2 separate regions of the Homo sapiens genome follow, and region 2 is linked to region 1. Evidence: chromatin loops called from intact Hi-C (ENCODE). Cell type or tissue: psoas muscle. All regions are shown on one strand. Links, peaks and the distances in the headings refer to the core of each region. The heading gives the core; the rest is flanking DNA.

What was found. A loop is a pair of places that touch in the nucleus more often than their neighbours do. Peaks named below come from ENCODE experiments on the same cell type or tissue, not always from the same donor. Only the 100,000 strongest peaks of a DNase experiment are listed, where the experiment ranks them.
Region 2: a loop joins it to region 1, with 2.9 times the contacts of the local background. A loop is called at or near these places in 51 of 110 quality-filtered maps.

Annotation. Positions count from the first base shown.
Region 1 is chr6:158,033,491-158,048,508 of GRCh38, reverse strand. It overlaps SYNJ2 (synaptojanin 2), which reads right to left. Exons shown (of 27, transcript NM_003898.4): 4 at 14,829-15,018; 5 at 5,110-5,193. Among named protein-coding and RNA genes, the nearest start is that of SYNJ2-IT1, 40 kb to the right of the region's middle. RefSeq lists enhancers at 7,039-7,574, 10,261-10,955. In psoas muscle, for the core only: no CTCF peak of the experiment used is centred there; DNase peaks (open chromatin) are centred at 4,188, 4,698, 6,018, 8,578 and 1 weaker place; H3K4me3 peaks cover 1,559 bases; H3K27ac peaks cover 5,032 bases.
Region 2 is chr6:157,982,533-157,997,550 of GRCh38, reverse strand. The region is part of intron 1 of SYNJ2 (synaptojanin 2); the gene reads right to left. Among named protein-coding and RNA genes, the nearest start is that of SYNJ2, 8.2 kb to the right of the region's middle. In psoas muscle, for the core only: no CTCF peak of the experiment used is centred there; a DNase peak (open chromatin) is centred at 7,470; H3K27ac peaks cover 2,611 bases.

The DNA of each region.
Region 1 (15,018 bases), core at 4,186-12,185:
TGAGTAGCTGCTGGTATGGGATGCAAACTCCTCAGTGTAGCATCCACAGGCCCTTGACCCAGCCCTGCTCACCTCTCCTATCTCTCCTCCCATTCCCTTCATGCCCAGGACTTCAAGAAGCTACCCAGTGATGCTCCCTGATCACTGTGAACCCAAGGGTTACAACACCTGCACCCATTGTTCCCTCTGCAAGGGCTGCCTTCCTTGCCTGAGTGCTTCTTCCTCACCCCTCCCCAGTCTGGACCCTTGGGCAGCCCACCCCACACCCTCAGCCTGGGAGAGCTGCCCCCGGGGCCTCTCCCTTCCTCCAACACGGCTCTGTCCACACAACACTGCCCTGTCCTGCCCCCTGCTCCCTGAAGGTAGGGACTGTATCTGATCCCTGGTGCCCCCTACACCTGGCAGACGCTCAGTGAATGTTTGGGATGAATAAATGGCTTCATCTGGGGTTACTGATTTACGATGAGTCTATGAGGGATGAGAGATAAGACTGACCAGGAAGCTGTCTTCATGTTACTACATCTCACGGTGTCCCTGTTCCCACAAAGACAGGAGGAAACTCTCATTCAGTGCTCACGGCACCAAGAGCCATGCTTCTCCGGATGCCACCATTGGTTTTATCTCCTGGGTGTTATCATTTGTTTCTATTAGTATCAATAGCAGCTGCCATTTTGAGTACTTTTTAGATTCTAGATACTGTGTGTTTTTTTTTTTTTTTTTTTTTTTTTTTTTTTGACAGAGTCGCACTCTGTTGACCAGGCTAGAGTGTGGTGGCACAATCTTGGCTCACTGCAAACTCCGCCTCCCAGGTTCAAGTGATTCTCCTGCCTCAGCCTCCTGAATAACTGGGATTACAGGAACCTGACACCATGCCTAGCTAATTTTTGCATTTTTAGTGGGGATGGGATTTCACCATGTTGGCCAGGCTTGTCTTAAACTCCTGACCTCAAGTGATCTGTCCACCTTGGCCTCCCAAATTGCTGGAATTACAGGCATGAGCCCCCATGCCCAGCCAAATTCTTATATTACGCTCTTTAATCCTCTCTAGAACCCTATAAGGTAGATATTGTTAGCCCCATTTTACAGAAAAGTAAACTAAGGCTTGGCACAGATAAGAGCCTCTCAAACACACATGGTTACAAAGCAGGGGAGCCAGAGTTTGAATTTGAGCCCAGGTCTGCGTCGCTTCAAAGCTCGTGCTCTGAGTCACTGTCATAAACTGGCTGTGACTGTGGTTCTTTCTGTGGTGGCTGCGGGGAAGCTTGGAACAAGCGTCAGGTTCCTTCCCACGCACACAAGACCCACGGCATGCATCGTGGGCACCAATTCGACTCTTGCCCTTCATCCAGACCTCTTCACTTATTTTTGAAACTGTTATACTACAAGCCATCTCATGTCCTTTTTGGAAAAAAGGAAGGTACAAACACACAAGCCCATCCAGCGCCACGACTCCACAAACTTGGCGAATGGTTTCTGGCAGGAAAGAGGTGAAGGCAGGGCAAGAGGGGTCTGCTCTACTCGGCATCCTCCTCCGTTTGGTTCAGTTGCAGGAAACTTCAAAAGACAGACTGAACTCACCTTGGCAAGGCACGTGTCTATACAGCATATGGTGGGGGGAAGCTTCTACAATGACCAGGGGAGCAACGTTGTCAACCACAGACACAGATCATAAATAGATTCTCGAACTAGCTAGACCAGGGAGCAATTTGCTTTAAGGGTAAAATTTCAATGTGGCTATTTATAAACTGCACAGCCCATTTACACGTAAAAATGAAATTTATTAAAGGTACACGGCTGCTAGAAATGGAGTCAGGAAGTACTGAAGGTACCATTACCCAGGAAAACATGCAGACAAATCCTCATCCACCACCCTCTGCTCAACCCTGCCCCATCCTGCTGGGCTCCTGGGTTTCCAACGGCAGCTGTCAAGGAGGGACAGCATTGCAGCTTAATACGCAAGCTACTCACCCCAAAATCTTTGCACTTTTCATCTAACCTAAGTGAAGAAGGAAGAGAAAAAGTTCAAAGTGGAGAAAAATAACTAGAAGCAGCCTTAGGCTTGATAGTGACAGTTGAAGCCGGTGACGGTAGACCACCACTTCCCGCTGCCCTCCCGGCCCCCTGTGAAGATGACTTCATCTCTCTTTGATGATGAGTGGTGTTTAGAGGCTAAACACAGGTATTAGGCCCAAAGGTTAGCAAATCCTTAATAAGATTAAGGAACACTAAAGCCTTCTGAAGCTTGTTTTGAAGAAACCATGGAGGCCGGGCGCGATGGCTCACGCCTGTAATCCTAGCACTTTGGGAGGCCGAAGCGGGCAGATCACTTGAGGTCAGAAGTTCAAAACCAGCCTGGTCAACGTGATGAAACCCTGTCTCTACTAAAAATACAAAAAAAATTAGCCAGGCATGGTGGTGGGTGCCTGTAACCCCAGCTACTTGTGAGGCTGAGGCAGGAGAATCTCTTGAACCCAGGAAGTGGAGGTTGCAGTGAGCCGAGGTCGTGCCATTGCACTCCAGCCTGGGTGACAGAGCAAGACTTCGTCTCAAAAACAAAACAAAACAAGAAACAAAAAGAAGAAACCATGGAGGCTTTGGTGCAGCACAAATGTTAGGAATTTAAGAGGGTGAAACAGCTGCCAAAAAGCTGAGACCTCGTGGTCCACTGCTCCTGGCCCCTGACAGACCAAGGCACAGTCATCCCATGGCGGGTCAGGCTACATCTGAGGCAGCACGAAGGTCAAGGTAAGACCAAAATGAAATCCAAGAGGGGAACGACAAAAAGGAGTGTCATTTTTTAGATGAGGGAGATGAGAACATTGAGAGTCTTAGAAACAGGAGGGAAGGTGGCCAAAGGAGTTGGGAGGCCTTAGAGAAGACAAGAAGAAGAAGAGGGAACCAGAAGACTCCCTCCAAGGACTGAGGGTGAGTCACACGGAGAAGAATCAGACATATTCCCGCGCACCCCAAAACACTCTAGAGTCAGACAGACGCAGCAGTGCAATACAGGAGGAATTCACCAAGAGTCGGAACCATCCCCAGTTGTGGCCTGGAGGACAGCCCTTTGGAGGTCCTGGAAGAGGATCCCTGAACTGGCCTGGCTAGGTGCGGTGGCTCACGCCTGTAATCCCAGCACTTTGGGAGGCTGAGGCGGGTGGATCACCTGAAGTCAGGAGTTCAAGACCAGCCTGGCTAACATGGTGAAACTCCATCTCTACTAAAAATACAACAAAATTAGCTGGGTGTGGTAGTGGGCACCTGTAGTCCCAGCTACTCTGGAGGCTGAGGCAGGGGAACGGCTTGAACTCGGGGGGCAGATGTTGCAGTGAGCCGAGATTGCACCACTGCACTCCAGCCTGGGCAACAGAGTGAGACTCCATCTCAAAAAAAAAAAAAAAAAAAAAAAAAAGGAGGACCCCTGAACTGAGAGTCAGAGGGTGGAATGGATGAATTCCAAAGGGTCCTTCCCAAATTCTAAGAATCCATCATGACCATTCCCCTAATTTTTGGATTTCTTACAAACTTTACATGAAACACAACATGGTCTCCCTGTCTCCTTTTTGTGCCACACTCATTCGATCAATTCTTTCATTCTCCTGAATACAGAGCTCGAGAAGTTTCCAAAGGAAAACTCCATATTTAAAGAAAATCAGGTTTCAAAAACTCTTTTGGAACGTCTGGAATGGGAAATCTATAGATAAAGACAGTAGATGAACAGTCGAGTTGGCATGAGGGAGACTTGGAGGGGATGGGAGAGACCACTAACGGGGACAAAGTTTGTTAGTGGTGATCAAAGTGTTCTAAGATTAGATTACAGTGGTGGTTACACAACACCATAAATGCAGTAAAAGCACCAAGTTGTAGGCTTTAAATGGGTGTGTAAGTTATATTGCAATAAAGCTATTTTTCCAAAAACCTCCTTTGGGCAGCCCTCCGGAGGAGTTTCTGTGTCACAGCTGTCCTCAGGAGCGTTTCTCCGGAGGCCGTCAGTTATCTCGTGCAGTGTGGTGCGCTCTTTCTAGTGGAAAGACTGAATGTTAATCAAGACTTTTCTCCCTACCAGAGCGTGGAGCCTAAACGAGACCTCCATTCATCCATCTCACTGCCCAGGCTGACCCAGTACTTCACCAATGCTGTCACTGCAGCGTGCTGACAGCCATGGGGACAAGTGACTCACCTGCTCCTGGCACAGGGTCAAGTCAAAGAGCAGGCTAAGAAGCTGAACCCAGGACTGGGGACCCTGAGTCCAGCGTTGTCAAACACCCCCTGGAACCTGGCAGATGGCACTCTGGGCCCCAGTAGCCACTGGCTGGCAACCCAAATGCAGTCACACGAGAGCTGTCGGTAAGAAGAGCCGAGAGGCGACAAAGGCCCTGGCCGAGAGGCTTTCTGAAGGCACCCACGTCCCCTCGGGACAGGGAGGAAGACTGGGGATTAGTGGGGAGGCCCCTCCAGTCCACTCGGCCCATAACCCACCTTGTTAGAGACCCTGGTGAAGGAGGCAGCGTGTCATTCCATTGATGACAAATGTGTTCTTGGAATGTGTCCCCACCCTGTGCTCTTCCCAGGAGAAAGAATGCCAAATCTCTCTGGCACTGACCAGAGCCCTGCTTTGGACGGCAAGGGGTATTTTTAGAAATCACGGGAAAGCTGTGGAAGTCTCACGTGGCCCCACAACAGGCAGCACCGGGTGCCAGACCTACGCAGCCACAGAGCCTTCCTGAAGCCCTCCATGAGAGTCACGGCTCTCAGAAACGTCCTCAGTACACCGAACTCAGGGTCTAACCTCAGGCAGTGCTACCCAAGCTCACTTCGCGGCACCCACTCAGCAGGCACCGCAGCACCGTTCCCGAGTCAGCGGTTTCACACAGCATCCTTGACGACCAGAAACAACAAAGTGGTGTCTGTGTTTTCTACACACACGCACGCATGCATATGCACACACGTGTGCACACTTTGATAGCTCAGCTCAACACAACAGGGCTGAGGAAAAAGACTGGAAACTATGCCATGAAACGAACGTGTTAAAAGAAATCTTCCCCAGCTATTGAAGGGAAGGGCAGGGCGGACAACATCACAAGGGGACATTTAAGTTTTTTCATGACCTACCTGAAGCCCTGGCTGTTCCCAGAACAGCGGAACGGAGCCTCTGATCTGGACAAAAGATGACACTCCATCGTCCATGTAAATCATCTGCGGCACAAGGAAACAGAAAGGGAAAGGTATTCTTCAATGAAACCGAACGTCCTGGGCTGGGTAACGGGATCCGGCCACCTGTGACCCGACACCAGCCAGAATGAAGGGCGGACGGTGGACTCCGGCGTCCTCTGCTCCCCCATCCGGCAATGCGCCCTGACCTCTCGCCAGGTACTGGGCGGGCATGCTGGCTGTCGACCAGCCTCTGAGGAGGGGGTCTGCTGGGGGTTGGGGCCTCCCAGGGTCTCCGGGAATTCACACTTCTAGGGCACAACCTTATCGTCACCCTGAAAATCCCAGGAACAGCCTTCCGCCACCCCCTGTATGAATAGAAGTCAGTGTGCTCTGGAATGTAACCTTCCTTAGAGCCCTCTATTTTTGCCTTGGCAAATAGCTAAGCAGAAGAGAGCTATGAGAAAAGGACTGAATGAAATAAAATGCACCAGTGATAGCCAAAAGACCTCACTGACTGTGCTAGCCAGTCTCGTACTTGACAATGCAAGACTCAACCTGATCTTGTACTTGGTCCTGGCCCTGCCCCACTGTGTTCTTAAACACACCACTCAGTTAACACACACAACACGGTTTCCACAAGCTTCCAGTGTGACAGCACCTGCAGAGAAACAAATGATCCGTACACTTTAAGACATCTATCTCCTCCCCACCCACACGTACAGCTATTTCAGAGTGTGCCTGCAGGCCTCCAATGACGCTGGAGTGCAAGGGAGTTTTAAAAGGACAAGAAGTACGATCCTGAGCGCCAGCAGGGGCAGGCGGCGACACTTATCAGATGCGGGGCCTTTATCTGCGCAACTCTAGCCTGGCCTGGCAGGGCGGCCTGGGCGCTGCTGTGGTCCTTTCCGTTCCTCACCGGCCTGCTCCCTTACAGGGCAGCTTCCCATGCAGGCGAGATCACGCTCAGATCACACAGGAATGAGTCATTCTGCAGTGGAGGACCTGAAAATTAGAGCCACTGTTTCCCTGGGCCACAGGAATTACAGGAGCCTGGTATCTACATTGTCAAACTGGAATACTATCCCTTAATCTCCAAAGGAAAAAAGCATGTGTTAAGAACATGCTGTCTGTTTCCAGGTATTGAGTACCAGCAAAGCTGTTGAACTCCATTCTTCTACTGACAAAACAGAATAAAATAGCAGGTTGCTTGAACGGCTACAGACATAGTTGGCTACCGTGAAATTAGGTACATACAACTGACCGGCGTGTGTGCCCTGCATAGGCCCAGGTTCCTGGAAAAGAAACCAACATTTGTATATAAAGACAATGTTTAACAATATCCAGGCTGGGCGCAGTGACTCACGCCTACGGTCCCACCACTTTGGGAGGCCAAGGTGGGAGGCGGGCTTGAGCCCAAAAGTTCGAGACCAGCCTGGGTAATAAAGTGAGACCCCCATCTCTACCAAAACAATTTTTAAAAAGTTAGCCGGGTATGGTGGCGTATGCCTGTAGTCCCAGCTATTCGGGAGGCTGAGGCAAGAAGATCACCTGAGCCCAGGAGGATGAGGCTGCAGTGAGCTATGATTGCACCACGACACTCCAGCTGGGGCAACAGAGTGAAATCCAAAAAACACCAAACAACAACAAAAACCAATGCCCACGATCTATTTAGGCTGAGGAATGTCTCCCTTCACTCTGACTGCCCCAAGTGCTAACAATGCCACTTCCAGCATCACATCAGGCTCCTCCCAAGCTGAGACTTGCCCAGAACCAGCTTCTGAAAACACTGAGGGCTGTCAGTGCTCTGTATGCCCCTCCCTGCCCACACTGGAGCAAGAAGAAAGGAGCTCCAAAGTTCTCCACCCCGTCCTCCACAGGGGAAGTAGGTGACATCTGCACCCCGTCCTATCATCAAGACTGTCTTCTTTGTTCCCAAGGCAGTAGGCATAACTTGACCATCAAATGCAAGTGATACATTTCCATTCTGGGCGAACAACTTTTAATACCAGTGGAAGAAGTGATGTCTCACCTCACAGATGTCATTTTGACAGAGGGCTCTTGGGGTGGGGAGGCAGGACAGAGAGTGGAAGCAGGAGAGAAAGTGGGCTCTGGTATTAGCACAAGCTGGGTCCGACTGCCACTTTGCAAACCCCCATTTGCCCAGCAGGGTGGCCCTGGGCACATTACTTAGCCATCTTCAGCCTCAGTTTCCCTCTCTCTACATGAAGTTCATGTCACCTTGTGCACGGAGAAGGGATGAGCTGTGAGGGGTAAATGAGGGGGGCATAGTCCCAGCACAGAGTAGCCACTCAAAAAACGAAGCTGTTTTCTCTTCCCCAGAGGCCCTGACGCTATGACTATGCATGCGGGCACCTGCTGGCGTCGGAGAGAGCTTGGGTCGTGGGAAGAAGGAGGGATTCAAGAAGGAACAGACAAGAGGTGGGAGGGAGACCGGGAAGAGCAGTGGGGCCACGGGAAGAAAAGTCGGAGGCCCGTGCCAGTGCTGTGATGAGGCCAGGCCAGTGCCTAGACCCCAGACTGAGCAGCCAGAGGGTGACCCTGAGTGACGCTTCCAGAGCAGTGGGAACAGAAACCTAATGGCCATAAAAAGAGAGCGACGAGGCAGGAAAACTCACAGGGGTACATATACCTTCTATCTGAAAGGCTTTCTGCTGACCTTCTGCTTCCAGATACAGTGTCTGCAAACCAATTATCTCCAAGTCTGCATTCCTGGGAGGACACGCAGTCATCCTAACCTCCCTGAATGAGTCAGTGGCCTTATCTTGAATAGCCAAATATTTATCTTACATCCTTTTTTTTTTTTAATAGACTGAGGGGACTTTTTGGTCTTGTTTTTCTGTGTGGTGAGTCAGCACTGCAGAGCAAGCCCACCAGCTATGACTCAGCAGAGCCAAAAAGACTCAAGGCTTCCTCCCAAGGAGGCTGAGATGCTATCTACACATGTACACAACATCTGTGCGTGCAGACACACAACACATACACAACCCACACATGTGTGTATACAACACATAAATGCACACACTGCACACATACACATGAAAAACAAACACAAGGCACACACCACACACATGTATACACAAATGCACAATGCACATGACACATACACACATGTACAACACATAAATGCACATACCACGCACACACTGTACACATACAACCCATGCACACACACACACAGCCTGCCTCAGAGAAAGAAGATTAATTATTCCTCCTAGGAAACATGTTAAACCAAAGCAAAAGCAGAGGGTGCCACAGGGTCCCCCTTTTCTGGCTTCCTGAGAATTAATTCCTAAGAAGCCGATCCGCCTGCCAAGAGTCCCCACCACAGGGAGCCAGTCTGCTCCTGGTCCGGTCCCATCATTTGTTTGCCAGACGATGACCGCACAGCCGCCTGTGTGCACGCTCCACTTCCAAATGGTCAGCGGGCCTGGCTGGTGGATCCTGTTTCCTCTGCAGGGGCCCCAGGCCAGTGTGACCTGCGGGCGGCACCACAAGGGGCTCACCTGCCTCCCCAGCACAGTCCTCCTTCCTACTGGAGGCTCAGCACTAATTTCCTCAAAGTTGCTCCCTGCACCCTGGGGCGAGGCCACCGAGATGCAGAGCCTGCCACTTCCTCAGATGTCAGGTGGAGGGGGAGGCCACGCTGTGCTACCAGAATGAGTTTACCCGACTGTCTACAGGAGCACGTTAAAGGTCTCCAGAAGCGCCAGACAGTCTGCTCCTGTACCATAAGCAAAGCTTATGGAGAGCTCATGACACCGTCCCAACCCAGGCCCTCAGTTGTGACTTTGCAAACTCAAGGGGGTAGGAAGTGCCAGGCTCCCCTGAGGGACCTCTCCAGAATCCCAGCAGATCACTGGCACCTGAAACAGGTAAATCTCACAGGGTCCCAGGCAGGTTCCCCTGCAGACCACGCAGCCCGATCCTCACGGGGCTGCTTCCCTGAGCTCAGCAAGGACCTGCAGGCTGAGCCTTGCTCCACTCTCCTGACTCATCCTAGAAGAACCATCCTCAGCAGGTGGCCGCAGAGCCAGGGAGGGCAGCGGGGCTGCCGCTTCGCAGGAGCATACTAACTGTGCATTCCACTTAAAGACGTGTTTTGTGTTTTAAAAACGAACTTAGATCAACCTAAGCATCAGTACTGCTATAAAGTGACATAAACAAAAATATTCAGTGACTCCAGAGACAGAAAGCGAGGGGTTCCCTTGGCTTATACAAGTGAGGCAACAGGAGTTTCTTGCTTTTGGGGAACAGTCACTTCCCTGCAGCCATCTCTGCTCCTGCTGCCTCTGTAATGTTTTAGAAAAAGGGCTGTCACACCTGTGTTTTTTGGCTTGGAGGAATGCTGACCCCCCACCAGGCCCATGCCCTGGTCCCATGTGTGCAGGAAGCATGAACCCTCTCTGCTCTTCCAGTTCACCTGTGTTTCTTTCTGCTCCATGCCCCTCCTTCCTGGGCTGCGCGCAGCACACGCTTCTCCCTGCCCTGGCTCTGCTGTGCTTCCCCTCGACCTCCAGGCAGGGGTCACCAGCCGAACACCACCTATCGGAAGTACCACCTGGAAGGGCGGCAGCACCTGGCAGGACCAGCTTCACCTGCCCCACTCCTGCTGCGCCCCCATCACACCACCACTGCCCCCCATGCCCACCCACCTGGGAGCAGAGCCTGGGACCTGGCAGGCTCAGTCAGGCTTTGCTGAAGGCCCACGTGGACAGCCCTGGACTCAGCGCTGGGAAGTGACAGCTCCCCTTCCTGGGTAGCCAGGCTGTCCGGGGTCTCCGATGGATGGGCCAGCCCAGGCACCTCCAGGCTCATCAGCACAGCCTGAAACATAGGCACCCAACCAAGAGCTACCGTGGGTGTAGGGCCACCTTCCTGGGGCCCCGCTACGCATCTCTTGTTAACGAAGTCACCATGGGTTAAGTTATGCTCTCTAGGTGGGGCGGGGGCAGCATCCGCAGCGGCTGCATCTGTGGGTGAGCGGCAGGTGGTGGTGCCCAGCTGTCTGTCAATCACTGCTGCTCCTGGGAGTAAGGTTGGGTGGGGACTTCATGGAGAGCAGCCCTGTCTAGCCCAGAGCCCAGAGGACGAAAAAGGACAAAACACACACACTAGGAAGCCCACAAAGGCTTATGGGAGCCAAGAAATCCCTCCCCAGCCCAGACAAGGAAGGGAGGTGGAGGCAATGTCAACAGCATCGGGCTGTACCCCAGGAGCTGGAAGGGCAGGCTGTTCATATCTCTATGGCCTTGCCAGGCTGCCCGAGGTGGGAGATTCAGGAGATGTGGGGGCAAGGTCCCTGCCTCTGAGCTCTAACAAGCAGGCTGGCAACACAGGAGACAAGCGCCAGTCAGCAGGCACGCGACACGAAGTGGCCAGAGCCAAGGCCCAGCCTGGTCTGTGGTAGGGCTTGTTGGTCTGTAAAAGTGAGAAAGCAAAGATTGCAGCGAGAGTTCTCACAGGGCCACAGGCGCTGCCTGTAAAGCACAGTCCTCTAACAGGAGCCAGCATCCGCGGCCCAGGGTGAGCTGTGTCCCTTCCAAAAACCATATGGTGAAGTACCAACTCCCAGTACTTTAGAACTTGTTTGGAAATAGGGTCTTTGCAGAAGTAATGGGTTAAGATGAGGACAACTGGGCCGGGCTCAGTGGCTCACACCTGTAATCTCAGCACTTTGGGAGGCCGAGGCGGGCAGATCACGAGGTCAGGAGATCGAGACCATCCTGGCTAACACGGTGAAACCCTGTCTCTACTAAAAATACAAAAAATTAGCCGGGCGTGGTGGCGGGCGCCTGTAGTCCCAGCTACTCAGGAGGCTGAGGCAGGAGAATGGTGTGAACCCGGGAGGCAGAGCTTGCAGTGAGCCGAGATTGTGCCACTGAACTCCAGCCTGGGTGACAGAGCGAGACTCCGTCTCCAAAAAAAAAAAAAAAAAAAAAAAGATGAGGACAACTGGAGTAGGGTGGGTCCCTGATCCAGTACGACTGGAGTCCTGGAGAGACACAGGCAGAGAAGGCCACACGAAAACGGAGGCAGAGATGATGGAGAGATGCTTGCCAGAGGCCACCAAGAGCCGGGGCGGTCAGGTGGGCTCAGAAGGGTTCTCCCCAGGGGGACTTCGAAGAGACAGCAGTCCTGCCGACACCTGGATTGCAGACTTCCAGTCTCCAGAACTGGGAGAGAATAAGTGTGTTGTTTTCGGCCACCCAGTTTGGGGTACTTTATTATGGGCAGTCCTAGGAAATGCATGCGGTTTGCTTTCATTTTCCGTGTTAGAATGTCCGGTGTTTTAGGAAGGACAGTGCCGCTAAAGGACAGTGGTTCCCAGGGACTTACTCGATGAGATGCAATAGATGAGACCCCAAGTCTTAAAATTCTGGTTGAAATCCAAAACCAGTATTTTAAATAAAAGTTCAAAATAAAAGGCAAGTGGTAATGAAGTGGGGCAGGGAAGGGACTCTCCCCATGCAGACATCAGCCAGAAAAGAGAAAACCACCCAGCTGGGGCCACAGCTTCTCTCTCTGTCCCCTTTTTAAAATTTTTCAAAATTTAACTTTTATTTTAAGTTCAGGGGTACTTGTGCAGGTTTGTTACATAGGTAAACGCATGTTATGTGGGTTTGTTGTACAGGTTATTTTGTCACCCAGTATTAAGCCTAGCAGCACCCACTAGTTATTTTTCCTGATCCTCTCCCTCCTCCTACCCTCCATCCTCCACCCTCTGATAGGCCCCAGTGTGTGTTGTTCCCCTCTTTGTATCCATGTGTTCTCATCATTTAGCTCCCACTTGTAAGTAAGAACATGCAGTGTTTGGTTTTCTGCTCCTGCCTTAGTCTGCTTAGGGTAATGGCCTCCAGCTGCATCCGTGTTGCTGGAAAGGACACGATCTCATTCCTTTTCATGACTGCATACTATTCCATGCTGTATACAAACCACATTTTCTTTATCCAGTCTACCACTGATGGACATTCAGGTTGATTCCATGTCTTTGCTATTGTGAGTAGGTCTCTGAGGAATCACCACATTGTTCTCCACAATGGTGGAACTAATTTACACTCCCACCAACAGCGTATGAGCGTTCCTTTTTCTCTGCAATCTTGCCAGCATCTGTTATTTTTCGACTTTTTAACAATAGCCATTATTGTGTGAGGAGGTATCTCATTTCACACAAGTCAAATAATATTCACGCAAGTCAAATAATAGCCATTTGACTTGTGTGAGGGGGTAGCTCATTGTGGCTTTGATTCTCATTTCTCTAATGATCAGTGATGTTAAGCTTTTTTCCATGATTGCTGGCCGCATGTATGCCTTCTTTTGAAAAGTGTCTGTTTATGTCCTTTGCCCAGTTTTTAATGTTTTTTTTTTTTTTCTTGGAAATTTGTTTAAGTTCCTTATAGATGCTGGGTGTTAGACCTTTGTCAGATGCATAGTTTGCAAAAATTTTCTCCCATTCTGTAGGTTGTCTGTTCACTCTGTTGATAGTTTCTTCAGCTGTGCAGAAGCTCTTTAGTTTGGTTAGATCCACAATCCTCAAACTAATAAGAGCCATTTATGACAAACCCACAGCCAACACCATACTGAATGGGCAAAAGCTGAAAACCAGCACAGGACAAGGATGCCCTCTCTCATCACTCCTATTTAACATATTAATAGTATTAGAAGTTTTGACCAGGGCAATCAGGCAAGAGAAAGAAATAAAGGGCATCCCAATAGGAAGAGAGGAATCAAACTATCCCTGTTTGCAATCAACATGATTCTATATCTAGAAAACACCACAGTCTCAGCCCAAAATCTCCTTAACCTGATAAACAGCTTCGGCAAAGTCTCAGAATACAAAATCAATACACCAACAACAGTCAAGCAGAGAGCCAAATCAGGAACACAATCCCATTCACAACTGCTGTGAGAAGAATAAAATACCTAGCAATACAGTTTATGAGGGAGGTGAAAGATCTCTACAATGAGAATTACAAAACACTGCTCAAAGAAATTGGAGATGACACAAATGGAAAAACATTCCATCCTCATGGATAAGAAGAATCAATATCATTAAAATGGACATAATGCCCAAAGCAATTTATGGATTCAAAGCTATTCCTATTAAACTACCATTGACATTCTTCATAGAACTAGAAAAAACTATTTTAAAATTCATATGGAACCAAAAAAGAGCCCGAATAGCCAAGGCAATCCTAAGCAAAAAGAACAAAGCTGGAGGCATCACACTACCTGAATTCAAACTATACTACAGGGCTATAGTAACCAAAGCAGCATGGCACTGGTACAAAAACAGATACGTAGACCAATGAAACAGAATAGACAACCCAGAAATAAGGCCGTACACCTACAACCATGTGATCTTTGACCAACCTGACAAAAACAAGCAATGGGAAAAGGATTCTCTATTCAATAAACGGTGCTGGGATAACTGGCTAGCCATATGCAGAAGACTGAAACTGGACCCCTTCCTTACACCATATACAAAAATCAACTCAAGATGGGTTAAAGACTTGAATGTAAAACGCAAAACTATAAAAACCCTGGAAGACAACCTAGGCAATACCATTCTAGACATAGGAACAGTCAAAGACTTCATGACGAAGATGCCAAAAGCAATCTCATTTTTAACCAGATATTTACATAATAGCCTCGTTGATATCCACAGTGCAGACATTCTGAGCAGAATTACAGGCAAGTAATTGCAGCTGTTGCCCATCTTAGGGCCCCCTGCTCTGATGTTCCTCTGAGTGGGGACTCTGAGAGCAGCCTCCTCATCTCTGTATCTACCCTCTGAACACTGGAGCAGGCAGAAAGTCCCACACAGTAAAGGTAGGTGCTCAAACCTCTGCTGGATTAAAGTGGCCAAAGTCCGCATAAGGCATTCCTCTCCCAGCAGCGGCAGCGAGGGGGGACGCACAGCCACGCCTTCACTCAGTAAACACAGGGCACCCAGCTTGCCCTGGCAGGAGTACCATACATGTGCCTTCCGGGGTTTTCCTTTCTTATGGCTTACACCACTGTATTCCACATGGTGGCCTTATCTTACAGATTGCAAGTTAGAGCAAAAATTTAAAAGTTGTAAGACAGCATCTCTGGAAATGAGAACAGAATTTAGAAAAAACTCCAGGAGAAATTAAGCAGATGGCTATATTCTAGGGGAACGGATGGGAGCGGCTGCTTAACACGCAGATTTCACAACTCTAGGGTGCTAATACTGGCTTCCAGGAGAAGCTTCAGTTGATTTAGAATAAAAAATAATGGTTTCTTCTTTCATCCCCCCATTGTATTGATCTACTTATTTTTGTCCTAAAAGGATTTTCAAACCCTATTTGTTCATCTGTCAGCTGCCCTTGGAATACTGCCCACCTTTCACGACCAAGGCAAAAATTCCTGATTCCGTTTAGTTAAAAATACCTCGGCTAAGCAGCATTTTCCCTGCATGAGATGTGAATCAGAAAGGATACACCATGCAAACCAGAGGTCACATTTTCATGTGGAGCCCAATTACACGTGCTGTTCTCCACTTATAGGAGGAAGCCTGATCAGAGACCACCACAAATATGCCAGGGCCTCTTCTGCCCCAAGTGGAAAGCGCGTGTGCAAGAGCTGCAGCCACTCGGAACCATTTGGTGCCACAGATGGGCCTGGGCACTCACCTGCTCTGTCTCCACGAAGTTGGACACATGGCCGTCGTCGTTCACGCCACGGGTGTGGAAGCGAGTGCCTGTGCGCTCACAGCTAACGCGAGAGACGAGGCAGGCCTTGGCCTGCTTGTGGGAGGCATACACGGTGCGGATGGTGACCACCCCGCAGATGATCTTCAGCAGCCAGTCACAGCAGCTCACC
Region 2 (15,018 bases), core at 2,671-10,670, 49 kb after region 1:
AGCATCTTCCCTTGCTTTTCCCAGCTTCCGGTAGCCCAGGCATTCCTTGTCTTGCGGCAGTGTCACTCCCATCTCTGCCTCCATTGTCATATGGCTGTCTTCCCTGTATGCCTTCACATGACATTCTCCCCTCTGCGTGCGTCTGCCTGTGTCCCTTTTCTTCTTATAAGCACGCCAGTCACATTGGATTAAAGGCCCACCCTATACCAGTACGATCCCATCTTAACTTACATCTTCATTGCATCTGCAAAGACCCTATTTCCAAATAAGATTGCAAGGTATCCCGGGTTAGGACAGCAATGTATTTTTCTGGGGCACACAATTCAACCCACAATGCATTTTTGCAGTGGACAACAGAAGACACCCACGTAAGCACACACATAAGGTAATTTCAGTGATAAGCGCCAAGAAGAAAGGAAACCAGGCATGGGGCAGAGACAGTTGGTGTGTGGGGGCTGCAGGGTATTCCAGCCACAGAGGTCAGGAAGGTCTTACTGCAGTCACGAAGCTGGGTGGGGGGGGGTGGGGTAGGTGGGGAGACGGAGGCAGCAGCAGCCAGGCCAACCCTTGGTGTACTAGTCTGTTCTCGCACTGCTATAAAGAAATGCCTGAGACTGGGTAATTTATAAAGAAAAGAGATTTAATTGGCTCATGGATCTGTAGGCTATACGGGAAGCATGGCAGCATCTGCTTCTTGGGAGGCCTCGGGGAGCTTTTACTCATGGTGGAAGGCAAAGTGGGAATAGGCAACTTACATGGCAGGAGCAGGACCAAGAGGGTGGGGTGGGTGCCACACACTTTTAAACAATCAGATCTTGTGGCAACTCACTGTTTCAATGATAACCCCAGGGGGGATGGTGCTGACCATTCATGAGAAACCACCACCATGGCCCAATCACCTCCCACTGGGCCCCATCTCCAGCACTGGGGATCACATTTCAACATGACTTCGGGTGGGGACATAGATCCAAACCATATCACCTGGGGGAGGGAGTGCATGCAGGTGGGTGTGAAGATTCTGAGCAGGAACAAGTCAGGCTGCTGAATGCAGTGAGCCCAGGAAATGGTGGGAGATGAGGGTGGAGAAAGAGGCAGGGGCAGAGGATCAGGGCTGTGTGAGCTTCAAGCAGATCCCTATACGGGGAGCAGGGGAAGAGCCAGGAGACTAGTTCAAAGGCTGCCAAGCAGACCAGGAAAGCACATGGGGCAGTGGCTGCACTCTCGATGTAGCAGCGATGACCGGGGGACTCGGTGGGATTCACCATCTGTTTTGGGGTGGGATTCACTACTGGCTGGTAGGTTGGATGAGGCTGAGGAAGGAAGGGGCGTCAGAATGACTCACAGGCTTTTATTACCAGCAGTTGCCTGGATGGTGCTGCCATTAACCAAAATGGGAGAATGAAGGTAAGAATAAGTTTGGATGTAGGGGGAGTCCAGCGATACTGTAAAATCAGCCTGTTACATTTTAGACCAGGCTCTTGTTGGAATTTAATTGGATTTACTCATCGATACTTGCACTTCCAGATTAACTGGAGAGGAACTGCCATCTCTATAGTGTTGATGTTCCCACTCCAAGAACATAGTATGCCTTTCCACAGATGTGGGCTTCAGTCAAGTTCTATAGCTTTCTTCTTTTAGGCCTTATACACTTTGTTTATTCCCAGAAACTGTGGGGGAGTGGCATCTGCTTTTCCCATTACAGACTCTAATTGATTAATGATGGCATTATGGGAAGGCTATTGATTTTTATCTGTCGATGTTGAAAAGCGGCCAATTTATAACTCCCTGTCTAGTGAACCACCAAGCAGCTTGTCACCCGGCTCACGGAGGTGTCAACATTTTCCCACTCTTATTTCACCAACTCCCCGTCCCCGCTGTGTGTGTGTGTGCATGCATGTGTCCGTCTGTCTCCTGGCGCATGCCAAACAGATCCCAGACATGGGATCACTTCACTCGCAGATGCTCATTTCAGGCACAGATGGGCATTTCCCGCACAGATGCTTCAGGATCTAGCTCTCGGCTTTCCTGAGTGTATGATCCTATCCTCCGCACTCAAAATACCTTAGGAGTGTTCAGAAGAGAAGGCAGGCACAAGACAGAGAGCTGCCCTAGGAGGGCCCAGCAGAGTGGATGTGATGGAACTGGAGTTTCAAGGTGCTCCTTTGAAGCTCACACACTGTTTGTTTTTTTTAATAGGAGCACCCCTCAAGTCTTTGTTCCAGGTGTATATTCTCTTTTAAGCCAAAATTCTGAGACGCTCTCAGCAACTTAATTTTCCTGACAGTAAACTGAGCCTGAAATCTAAAAGGAGAAGATGTTGCCCAAGACAGACACACTCAAAGGCCCTAGAAGTCTGGGGCTATTCATACGCAGTCATATTTCATCATATTTTCTCATTGCCTGTATATAGTCTGAACATAACTTGCTTTATGTTTTAAGGGTGAGCTCCAAATACCACTTCTGCAGTTGGCTGAATCACTACTGCTCAGGCTGGGAAAAGGCCTTTGCCAGTTTTAGCAGGATGGGCAGTCTGGGGCCCATATAGCTTCTTCTGTGAATTAGAAGGAAGTGCCCCCATGCCGTAGATTCAGACACACAGAGCCACAGCCTGGAAAGCAAGGTGGTGCAGGGCAATGGAGGGGCGCTCCTGGCCAGGAACCCCCTGGGACTCCCTGGGGTCTTCAGAATTGCCAATATTTTCAACATCCTCATGGAAATCATCTCTCATCTATCTTCCCCTGTCAAAAAGAGCCCAAATCTATTGCTTCTGGTTAAAATCAGTGTATACCACCAGACAGAATCCCTCAGGCCTCACCCAAAAATGCCATTTATGTGGTCTGCCTGGAGGGCGTGGCAGATGCCCTTTGAAATGAAAACACAAGCTTCTGTCTGTCCACTCTGGAGACATGAGATGCCATCATGGAATTCCATTCCTGCAGCTCGCTGCTGGCCCTCCCATTTTCCACCCAGCTGTGGTTCTGAGCTCGCCACCCACCGCCAGGTGGTCCAGGTGAAAAGAGAGGTAGATCCCCCACCCAGAAGGGCCTTGTTACAAGGGCCTGGCTCAGGCCTGGGCAGCTCCAGCCTTAGTTTTCAAAGATTCCTTTCTTTATTCACATCATTTAAATAAAAACAAACAACCTCCATTGTTGAAACAGACTGTGACAGCCAGTGTCACTGTTCTGCCCTGGAGCACGTGGACTGTCACTGCCAATGACAGCCTTCTAATCACTCATCTCTGCCCAGCTGGCTCCACCTGACCTCAGCTTTGCTGAATCAGCAGGAGCTGCAGAGAACGGTCACCTCCTCTTAAAGAGAATGTTTCCAATAGACAATATTTATCAGTCATTGATAAGATTCATGGTAAAGCGGGGTTCATGCAACATATAAAACAGACAGTTTAAACAGACAGATAAAAAAGACCACACACTGGCTGGGTGTGGTGGCTCACACCTGTAATGTAATCCCAGCACTTTTGAAGTCCGAGGCAGGTGGATCAAGAGGTCAGGAGATCGAGACCATCCTGACTAACATGGTGAAACCCCGTCTCTACTAAAAAATACAAAAAATTAGCCAGGGGTGGTGGCGGGCGCCTGTAGTCCCAGCTACTCGGGAGGCTGAGGCAGGAGAATGGTGTGAACCAGGGAGGCGGAGCTTGCAGTGAGCCGAGGTAGCTGCACTGCCCTCTAGCCTGGGAGACAGAGCGAGACTCCGTCCCAAAAAAAAAAAAAAAAAAAAAAAAAAAAAAAAAAACCCACACATTTCCAGACACACAAACTCCCGCCTCCCTAGCCAAATGACAGTCCAGGTTACTTAAAAAAAAAAAAAAAAAAAAAAAAAGCTATGCAAGAATGAAAGTTATGTTTTTAAGAATGCCATGGCCCTCAAACTATGAAGCTACTACAGTAAAACATTGGGAAAGACCTCCAGGACATTGACCTGGGCAAAAATGTATTGAGCAATACCCCACAAGCACAGGCAACCAAAGCAAAAATGAACAAAAGAGATCATATTAAGTTAAAAAGCTTTTGCACAGCAAAGGAAACAATCAACAAAGTGAAGAGACAGCCCACAGAATGGGAGGAAATATTTGCAAACTACTCATCTGACAAGGGACTAATAACCAGAATATATAAGGAGCTCAAACAATTCTACAGGAAAAAAATCTAATAATCCGATCCAAAAAATGAGCAAAAGATTTGAATGTACATTTCTCAAAAGAAGAAATACAAATGGTAAACAGGCATATGAAAAGGTGCCCAACATCACTGATCGTCAGAAAAAGGCAAATCAAAACTACACTGAGAGATCATCTTACCCCAATTACAATGGCTTACATCCAAAAGTCAGGCAATAACAAATGCTGGCAAGGATGTGGAGAAAAGGAAACCCTTGTACACAGTTGGTGGGAATGTAAATTAGTACAACCACTATATATGTTATATACTATATATACGTTATGTAGTATACATATGTTATATATGTTATGTACTATATGTACTATATGCGTACAACCACTATGGAGAACAGTTTGGAGGTTCCTCAAAAAACTAAAAGTAGAGCTATCATATGATCCAGCAATCCCACTGCTGGGTATCTACCCAAAAGAAAGGAAATCAGTATATCAAACAGATGTCTGCACTCCCATGTTAGTTGCAGCACTGTTCACAATAGCCAAGATTTGGAAGCAACTTCAGTGTCCACCAACAGATGAATGGATAAAGAAAATGTGGTACATATACACAGTGGAGTACTATTTATCCATAAAAAAGAATGAGATCCTGTTATCTGCAACAACATGGATGGAACTGGAGGTCATTATGTTAAGTGAAACAAGCCAGCCAGCCGAGTGCAGTTGCTCACACCTGCTCACACCTGTAATCCCAGCACTTTGGGAGGCCGAGGCGGGTGGATCACCAGAGGTCAGGAGTTCGAGACCAGCCTGGACAACATGGTGAAACCCTGTCTCTACTAAAAATACAAAAATTAGCTGGGTGTGGTGGTGGGTGCCTGTAATCCCAGCTACTTGGGAGGTTGAACCCAGAAGGCGGAGGTTGCAGTGAGCCGAGATCGCACCACTGCACTATAGCCTGTGTGACAGAGCAAGACTCTGTCTCAAAAAAAAGGAAAAAAAAAAAAAAAAAAAAAAGAAACAAGCCAGGCACAGAAAGACAAACATTGCATATTCTCACTTATTTGTGGGATCTAAAAATCAAAATTGAATTCATGGACATAGAGAATAGAAGGATGGTTACCAGAGGCTAGGAAGGGTAGCGGCGGGGGTCTAGGGAGGAGGTGGGGATGGTTAATGAGTAAAACAAATAAAAATAAAAGGAATGAATAAGAACTGGTACTTGATAGCACAACATGGTGACTATATAATTTAACTGTACATTTTAAAATAACTAAAAGAGTATAATTGGTTTGTAACACAAAAGATAAATGTGTGAGGGGATGGATGCCCCATTTTCCATGATGTGGTTATTACATATTACATGCCTGTATCAAAATATCTCATGTATCCCATAAATATATATACCTACTATGTACCCACAAAAAAATAAAAATTTTAAAAAGTCATGGCTTTTAACAAGAATCTGCTAAACCAGCCATGGAATCAGCACAGTCCATATTTTAATCAATCCCTTGGCATTCCCAAAGTAAGCTTCAATTGCTTTTTATAAGTTTTTGCTGGTTGTAGGAAAGGGTAGACTCAAGGAGAGATAATCTCATGTATTTTCATTAATTCATAAGCATCCCATAAAAAATGCAGAGCATCAGATTTCTAGGTTTAGCTGAGACCTCAAAGCCATCTTCGATTTTGCCTTGCCAGATCACATCTCCTAAGATTTGCATTTCTGAGTGGTTTATAACTTTAGGTGTGTGAAGTAGCGATGGTGACAGTGACATGTTTAGTTTTAAAACTTTTTTCTTTTAAGACGCATGGAATCTCAGAGTAGGAAAGGCAACTAGGTTGTCATTCATTTGTTTTCAGATTAAGATATTGGGGCCCGGAGCAATTAACTAAATTCCCCCACTGGAAAGAAGAGCCTAAGGAGCCAGGGCTAGGATTCAGGTCTCCTCCCTCCCAAGCTGATGCGAGATCCTGGTACTCAAAGCTGGTCGTGGATCAGCATCACCTGGGAGCTTGTTAGAACGGCAGGCTCTCAAGGCCCACCCCAGAGCCAACGAGGCAGAACCCGATTTGCCACAAGAATCTCCAGGTGAGGTGAACAAGTAAGGTTTTGGAAGCACTGCTGTCCCGGGTTTGTTGACTTAGGGTGAGGAGGGGAGGTGTTCTCAGCCAATCTCCTTAAGGTTCGTCCCTCACCTGGTCACAACGCACTCACCACTTTCTCCGGCAAATGTGTGTGCCAGGCTCCAGAGGCGTTCTCTCTTCCCCTCCTTAGAATCATTCAGACTGCGCAGTTAAGCTAGGCAGTCTCCATCTGTGATACACCCAAAGCCTCTCCTGGCGTGGCACATGCTCCCTCTCTGAAAGCAAAGGTATTGACTTTGCAGCTGAAAAAGAGACTGGGGCTTGGGATGGGAGAGGCAGGTGCTGAGGGCTGGGGTCTGGCTGTCCCATTGCCCAAGGTGTCTTGTAAGCCTCAGTTTTACCCACCGTGAGCAGCCACTTAGTTCCCTGTCCTCAGGGCAGAGAGGTGGGAAAGGACACAGGTGAAGAGTTTGGAGGTGGTATCACTGGAACATTCTAGGTTCAGAGCCGAGGAAAGGGAAGGAAGTCATTTGCCTCTTCCGGGTTACTCCCACCAGTCAGTAAGAAGTCAATGTAGAACCACCCCTCGCCTTAGCATTCACAGACAGGCAGCCAGCAGCAGGGGTGAGAAACTGCACGGGAGCCCGTGCTCACCTTAAATTTGGCCATTTTGCTACATCTTGCCGGGAGCCTGGAGCAGCCCGGTCCTCCGCTGGGTCTGAGCAGCAGCCGCTAACAACCTGCCCCCTCCCGCAACCCAAGTCCCACACCAACGCCAGAGCCAGGAGAGAATTTAGAGTCAGAGTTCTGCTCAGGGAGACCACATCCTACTTCAAAGGCCCCTGGGGACATGCATCTTCATTTCCTAGCAGCTGTGATGAAGAAGCAGGCGTGCGGGGGTGAGGCCCTGTCCTCAGGGGGTGTGTGGGCTCACTAGAAACATACAACTCCATCTGAGATGGAAGGCTGGCTTGGGGCACGCCAAGGAGAAGGAGAAGAAGGCATGAGAGAGTGGGCAGGAATGCAGGATGCAGGAATACAACCAGGTGCCCGAGAGCCCCATGTCCTCAAAAACCTGCCTTAGAATGAAGCTCAGACCTTCACACTGGAGCCGTGGAACTTGATCCCACCTCCTGCGGCCTGGGCCTGGGGCACAAGCACAAGCTGCCTCTGTGGCTGACAGGCTCCCAGTGAATCCGCTGCTCCGAGTCACCTTTTCAACCAGGAGGCTTTACAAGCAGTGGCAGCCTGCCAGCCTCGCGGGCCAAGGGCACAGACGGCGCAGCCCACAGGACCTGGCCGGGGCATCTAGCCTCCTGGCGCAGCACCAGACTCACGCTCCGAGGCTGGCTCCTGCCCAGTGCCCCCCAGGGCAAGGCACAGTTCCATCCACCAACTTGGCAGAGCCTCCTAGCCCCCCCCAGAAAAGCCCACAGGGTCAGGAAGACACGCTCTGCAGGAGCCCCAGCACCCTCCCGCAGACACTTCTCCAGCTCAAACCCAGGGGCATCTTGGAGCCGACCCAGTCTAACGTTCTGGGTTTGCCAGGCCTCATGTTCCTTGAGAAGCCTGGGGCCTTGTAGCATCCTTTGCACTGGGGGGCGCTTTCCTCAGCACCTTGGGGCCGCATCAGCCTCTGCTCCCAGTGCTGGGGACATCCGTGTGGAGGCTCAGCTCTGCCCCCAGGAGCGTGGGCTTCAAGCATGTTTCTCCCAGAGATCATGTTTCGCCTTTGTAGTGCCACACCCTCTGCTCAGAAAGGGGCTGGCTGTTTCCCCAAGTGGGAACCTCCTCGATCAAAAGTGTATGTCAGATGAAAACCAAGATAAGCCAGAGACAACAGGACAAAGGGAGTCTTTTTCCATATATATATATATATATATATATATATATATATATATATTCATTTTTTTACATAAGAATGAGATTTTACTGAACATATTGTTCTCTGGAGCCTTCCACTGGAGGTGGAGCCTCAGGCAAGTTCTTAGGCCTCTTGTGCCTCAGTTTCCCCAAGTGTAAAATGGAGATTACTAGTACTTGCCTTGACATAAGGATGAAGTAAGTTAATAAATGTAAGCCACTTGGATCAGCACCTGGTAGGTGGTAAACACTCCACAAATGTCAGCTATTATGATCAAGTTGAACCAAAGTTTATTTAACCAGTGAAAAACTCAAAACAGCTTGCAATAAACATCCTTGAAGCAAAATGGGCTAGTGATCTGGGACTGTTTCCTGAGATAAACTTCTGCATGTAGAATAGCGGATTAAGCACTCCGGTTTTCATTCACCTGTCTAAATTTTCCTCCAGAAAGAAAGAATGACTTACATTTACATGAACAGTGCCAGAAGGCTCCTGCCCGTGAGATCTCGAAAAGAAGCAGTACCCTGAACTGGGCTGTTTCGTATGGACTTTGAAGGTGGACCCAGCCTGCCCACTGACAGCCTCCTGTCCACAGTGTGTGGTTGATGGCACCGCAGCTCTGGGGGCTTTAAGTGTCATGTGCACCCTCCCAACCCAATTTGGTTTTCACCTCGAGGACAGCTGGCCACGACACCAACAAGCCCTGCCCAGAAATGCTAAAGGGACTCCGATCAAATTCCCAAGTCTGAGCCTGAACCAGTTTACCCATGGCTTTAAGGACAATTCAAGTGGAAAGAAAACAGAATATATTCCCCATCCTCAGTGGGAAGGCCGAAGGAGCCCAGCAACAGAAACTGAGCAGCCAAAAAGCACAAAGGGGACCCTGAGCACCCCAGGAACGCTCCAGAAGAGAGACACAGCAGAGAGACACGGGCTGGGACAGGTGCCCAGGACAGGTCTGCCTGAATATCTGTAGGGTCTGGGGCCAGAGTACTCATGAGTGCTGCATCCTGTATGCCCAGCTGTTCAGTTTTAAATCAAGCTAACAAAGTAAAACAGTTAAATAAAATAGGTTCTATCCTCCTACCTCGAAAAGTATGCCACCGTGACTACCTGGAAGGCCAGGTTCATTATGTAGCCAGTGGGGAGGGCGGCCCCAGCCTGGCCACCTTCTCTTCCCCGACTTCCCCCAACCTGGGCTTCATGCCCCCCTGCAGGGAGCCTCGTGCATACACACACAGAGTCCCAGCTAGTGTGTGTCCCGTTCCACCTGTAACATGCCCTTGCCACCCCAACGCCCGGGCCTGGGGTGGACATACGGCTGCACAGTCTGCCTGAGGCCCTGGGAGGGGGCTGAGCAGGCTGCACTATGTGCTTAGCACACTCCAGGGTCTTGAGCAGCAGGAATGTCATCCAGAAAGGGGAGCATAGAGGCCACTGGACATGGCCCTCGGCCCTCTCTTGCCCGGGGCTAGAGGCAGTGCCGTCAAAGGGCCCAGACCTTGTCCTCCCGAGCTCACCAGCAGAGCGCTCCCTGTTCTTCCAGGCTGTGGTCGACCCTTCCCAAGTGGTCACTTTGCTTTTAAAAATGTGTCTTGGCCAATGTCTCAGAATCAGTTCATGCCACCATTTCTGCTGCTGGCCACACGAAATCTGCCAAGTAAATTTCGAACTTGCATAGCATGGTAACTATAGTTAATAATAATGTATATTTTGAAATCACTAGGAGAGTAAATTTCAAATGTTCTCCCTACAAACAATAAGTGGTCAGGTGCAGTGGCTCATGTCTGTAATCCCAGAACTTTGGGAGGCCGAGGCGGGCGGATCACTTGAAGTCGGGAGTTCGAGACCAGCTTGGCCAACACGGCGAAACCCCATCTCTACTAAAAATACAAAAATTAGCCGGACGTGATGGCACGCGCCTGTAGTCCCAGCTACTCAGGAGGCTGAGGCAGGAGAATCGCTTGAACCTGGGAGGCGGAGGTTACAGTGAGCCGAGATCGGTGCCACTGCACTCCAGCCTGGGTGAGAGAGCAAGACTCCACCTCAAAAAAGATAAATAAATAAACAAAGAAGTATTTGAGGTGATGACTACGTTAATCATCTTGATTTAATCATTCCACATTGTACACATATATGATCACTTTGTACCCCATAATATATAATCATCCTAATCTGTTGGCCTAGCACAGTGGCTCACGCCTATAATCCCAGCACTTTGGGAGGCCGAAGCGGGTGGATCACCTGAGGTCAGGAGTTCGATACCAGCCTGGCCAACATGGTGAAATGCCATCTCTACTAAAAATACAAAAATTAGCCGGGCATGGTAGCACACGCCTATAGTCCCAGCTACTCGGAAGGCTAAGGCCAGAGAATCACTTGAACCTGGGAGGAAGAGGTTGCAGTGAGCCAAGATTGTGCCACAGCACTCCCAGCTGGGCGACAGAGCAAGACTCCATCTCAAAAAACGATAATAATTTGTCAATTTACAATAAAATAAAAAAATTGAACTTCTATATCTAAATGCAAGAAAAAAAAAAAAGCCAACCCAACAAATTAGAATCTTGCCTGGCTTTAAACAAACTAAATTTTAGGAGATTCACGTTTTCATAAAAAATACAGGGACAAGTGAAATAAAAATGGCAATATATTGATAACTATCAATGCCGAATGGCAGGTAGACAGGGGATTCATTTTTCCCTCTACTTTTGTGTTTGAACGTTTTCACAATTAAAGGCTAAAAGCCAAGTTTTTGAGCCACACAGCCAAAACAAGAGCCTGGTAAGATTTGAAATCACGATCTTACAGGTGAGCTACAAAAATCACGGGGAAGGCCGGGCGTGGTGGCTCATTGCCTGTAACCCCAGCACTTTGAGAGGCTGAGGTGGGCGGATCATTTGGGGCCAGGAGTTTGAGACCAGCCTGACCAACATGGTGAAACCCTTTCTCTACTAAAAATACAAATATTAGCCGGGCGTGGTGGTGCATGCCTGTAGTCCCAGCTACTCAGGAGGCTGAGGCAGGAGAATCCCTTGAACCTGGGAGGTGGGGGTTGCAGTGAGCCAAGATTGCGCCATTGTACTCCAGCTGGGCAAAGAGACTCCGTCTCAAACAAACAAACAAAACCCGCGGGAGAAGCACACACCATCCCAGTTTGCATTTTGTAAACACTACGCTGAGACAGCCTCCGGCTAGGAGAGGAGGCAAACCAGTCCTGGAGGCAGACAGACCACTGTGGTCCCGGGTCGCTGCTCTAGTTTCCCACGTCAGGGGCCCCGGAACCCTTGCCTGGTCCTACCTGTGGTTTCAACTTTGTCCAGGAGCATTTATAAAATGGTGACTTATTTGATTCTCTGTGGTCCTCTCTAGCAGATCAAAATTCCAGTCCGTGACCAAATAAATCTGGCCATAATGCCTGAGAAAGTGATCTAGGCAACAGTTCAGACTGAGTCCTGCTCTGCCCTGGGGCCATCTCACCAATTCAAACAAAGCTAAACTCGAGACGTGGCCTCGCACAACAGCAGCTGGGAGAACCTGGGGGCCTGGTGTTTACACAGAACCTTTCCCCCCAGAAGCTCAAAGTAATTTAGGGACACCCATTAATTAACTTAATTAATTCTCTCAAGTCTCCTGCCCCATCCCTCCCTCCCTGCTGCCTGTTCACAGCAAAGCCCGGCTGGGCGGCAGGAGGCACGACTTCACTCACACACAGCCCGCACTGTAAACACAGGGACACCCTCAGGCCACCGTTCCTGGGGGCTGTTGGAGAACCTTGAACTTTGGAACACTGTCGCTTACTCTGAAAATACACAAAATCCATTAACAATAAGCACTTTTCCCTAAGTTTACAAGAGACAGAGACAGGAGTAGGTTTTTGTCCCATGTGCAAATAAGGGAACATCTGTTTGCTAATTGTGGATTGTTGGCCAGGGATGCTGGTACCGGCTACGGGGCTTCCCACCTGTGCTGAGAAGGCCAACTACCCTCCAGTCAGGTTCCCGAGACTTCATAAAAGCCTTTTAAATCAGTGCCAATACATTTGGCTTTTCTGCCTCTGGAATTTTTGCTCCCACTGATCTACATAAAAGACAGATTCAGATTCACAACCTAATTCTTTTAGAAGCAGGAATTTGGAATAATTCCTTCAACAATCCTGCTAGCAGGCCAGACGGCCCTAGTGTGAAGAGTTCACTTTAGAGCAGGACAGGTGAAGACAGGTGAAGACAGGTTCAGATGGAAGGAGTCCAGCAATCAACGAATCATGGACCATCCGTTTTTCCTAAAAATCACAGCCCAGTTCAAGCCCCTGTCTCCAGGCCTTGCCTGAAAATGATAAGGAACCACCCAGCCCCTTCGGCGAGAGGTACTTTTCCAGTTAGGATCCTTCAGGAATAAAATGTGCTATGAAGGGGCAGCGCCTGTGGTCATCAGGCCCAGTCCCCTCATCTCCTCTCGCCCCTAGGAAAGCAGCTATGTGCATCCGCAGCGGAGCAGGATGGAAGTTAGAATGACTCAGGGGCCGGGAAAGACCACTACCCACGAAGCAGTTACCACAACTTGTCTCTCAGCCTCTCATTACTAACTGGGAGGGACCCATCACAGGAAAACCACAGCTGAAGAGAAAAGGAAGCTACCCCCGACTCGGAACTTCAAGGAAAGGGTGAAAGGTCAAGATTAGACCACCAGCTACGCCAGCTGCCACAAGTGTCCTGTCCCATACAAAAGTAGAGATTGCAGCCTTCTTGTAAAAATTCACCTTCTCGGGTCAGGCATGGTGGCTCACGCCTGTAATCCTAGCACTTTGGGAGGCCAAAGCAGGTGGATCACCTAAGGTCAGGAGTTAGAAACCAGCCTGGCCAAAATGGCACAACCCCGTCTCTACTAAAAATACAAAAATTAGCCAGGCATGGTGGCGTGTGCCTGTAATCCTAGCTACTGGGGAGGCTGAGGCAGGAGAATCACTTGAACCCAGGTGGGGGTGGCGGTGTTGCAGTCAGCCGAGATCGCACCACTTCACTCAGCCCAGGCAACAAGAGTGAAGCTCCATCTCAAAAAAAAGAAAAAAAATAATCACTTTCTCCAAGAAAGGAAAGTAAAACAGCTAGCTAGCCCTTTGGAACACAGATGGGAATTTCAAGTTCAGAGCCATTTTATCCAATAGTGATGCATTTAGGATATGTTGAAAGTTTTAAACAACTTTCTAGTAACATAAGGCTCTCTCCTACAAACATTCTCTGGACCAGCAAAGCCACCAAATGCTACAGCTGCTTTTTAAAAATAGTTTCATTTTACTTAAACAAAACAGACTTTAAAAAATTAAGTTTTCAGGCCAGACGCAGTAAGTAGTTCATGCCTGTAATCCCAACGCTTTGGGAGACCAAGGCGGAAAGATCACCTGAGCCCAGGAGTTCGAGAACAGCATGGGCAACATAGTAAGACCCCATTTAAAGAAAAGAAAAGAAAGAGAAAAAATTAGCCAGGCATGGTGGCATGTGCCTATAGTCCCAGCTACTCAGGAGGCTGAGGCAGGAGGATCGCTTGAGCCTGGGAAGTTGAGGCTGCAGTGGGCTGTGACTGTGCCACTGCATGCCAGCCTAGGCAACAGAAGAAGCCTCTGTTTCAAAAAAAAAAAAAATTTTTTTTTAAAGTTTTCTACTGAAAAATGAATGCTAGGTTAAATGACAAATGTGGACTGCACATGAGTTGAAGACGAGCCAATTCCTTTCTTACATTCTCTGTTCTAAAATCTGGTATACTGTAATCACCACCGTGATGTAAATCTCAGCCCAAACTTCAGCTCCTAATGGAAAATATGCACTACATTACTGTCATTAATCATTTTTAAATCTTCACTTTTGAAAAAATAAAATCTCTTTTTTCTAAGCTGCTTCAAAGAATTCTTGAATGTGTATGAACTTGGCTTAATGTTGCCGTAATCCAACTGAAGGACATCTTAATCTATTTGATGAAACAGTAGTTTTGTACCATGAAATTACTCTTTCGCTTCCGATAAATGTGGTATGAAGTAGACATCTAAAATGGAATGGAAATTTCTGTGGTTTTCTTTCAAGGCCACACCAAATAACCAAACTTAGACTCTTCAGGACAGCACAAATTAGAATAATCTGAAAATAACTTAATCTACAATTCACTGCCTACTTTTGATGCTGAGACTACTGGAGACATTGTTTCAGTAATCAAGTGACTGAGAACAAGCTGGATAAATGCATGTTAATGAAATGATTAGGGAATCAGAAATAGGAGAGATAGTCCTTCCAAGACATACATCCGAACGGGAGTCGATGCATACAAATGTGAAAAGAAGGCTAGAGGCATCTACAAAGCAGCCTGCTGCATTTGCCGACCACCTCAAGTACGAGTGACCCCGGGCTGCACCTTGTTTAGCTAGGAATACCGGCAAGCTGTTACAGCTGGACGCCTAGTGGTGGGAGCTTACTCTCGGGTGTCCACATTTAGAAGTCTAACAATCAGACCTGGTTTCACGTGCTTTGGTGCTACCCAGGTTTTCCTTATAATGGTTAGCACAAAACAAGGGACCCAGGTTAGCGATACCAGGAAGCCACGCATTGAATGACATTACAGAAACAGCCACATAAAAGTCAGGTGGATGGTGTCACCTTGGCAAGCAACTTAGCCTCTTTAGGCCTCAGTTTGCTCATCTGCAAAATGGGGATAATAATAGCTTTTTAGTAGAATTGTGAGAATTAAGTGAGATCACGTACTAAAGCCCATAGCACAATGCCAGTTTCAAGGCTTCTGAAGTCCATAGGTGAAATTCGCTGGCTTGGCAGGATCTAAGACAGCATAAAGGTCATGGTATATTTGTTTACAAGTTCTATAAATTGCAGCACCGATGCTTCTCGACCAAGTATTTACGTGGGACAAAGCTGCCATCAGCGGTTTCTCCAGAGCC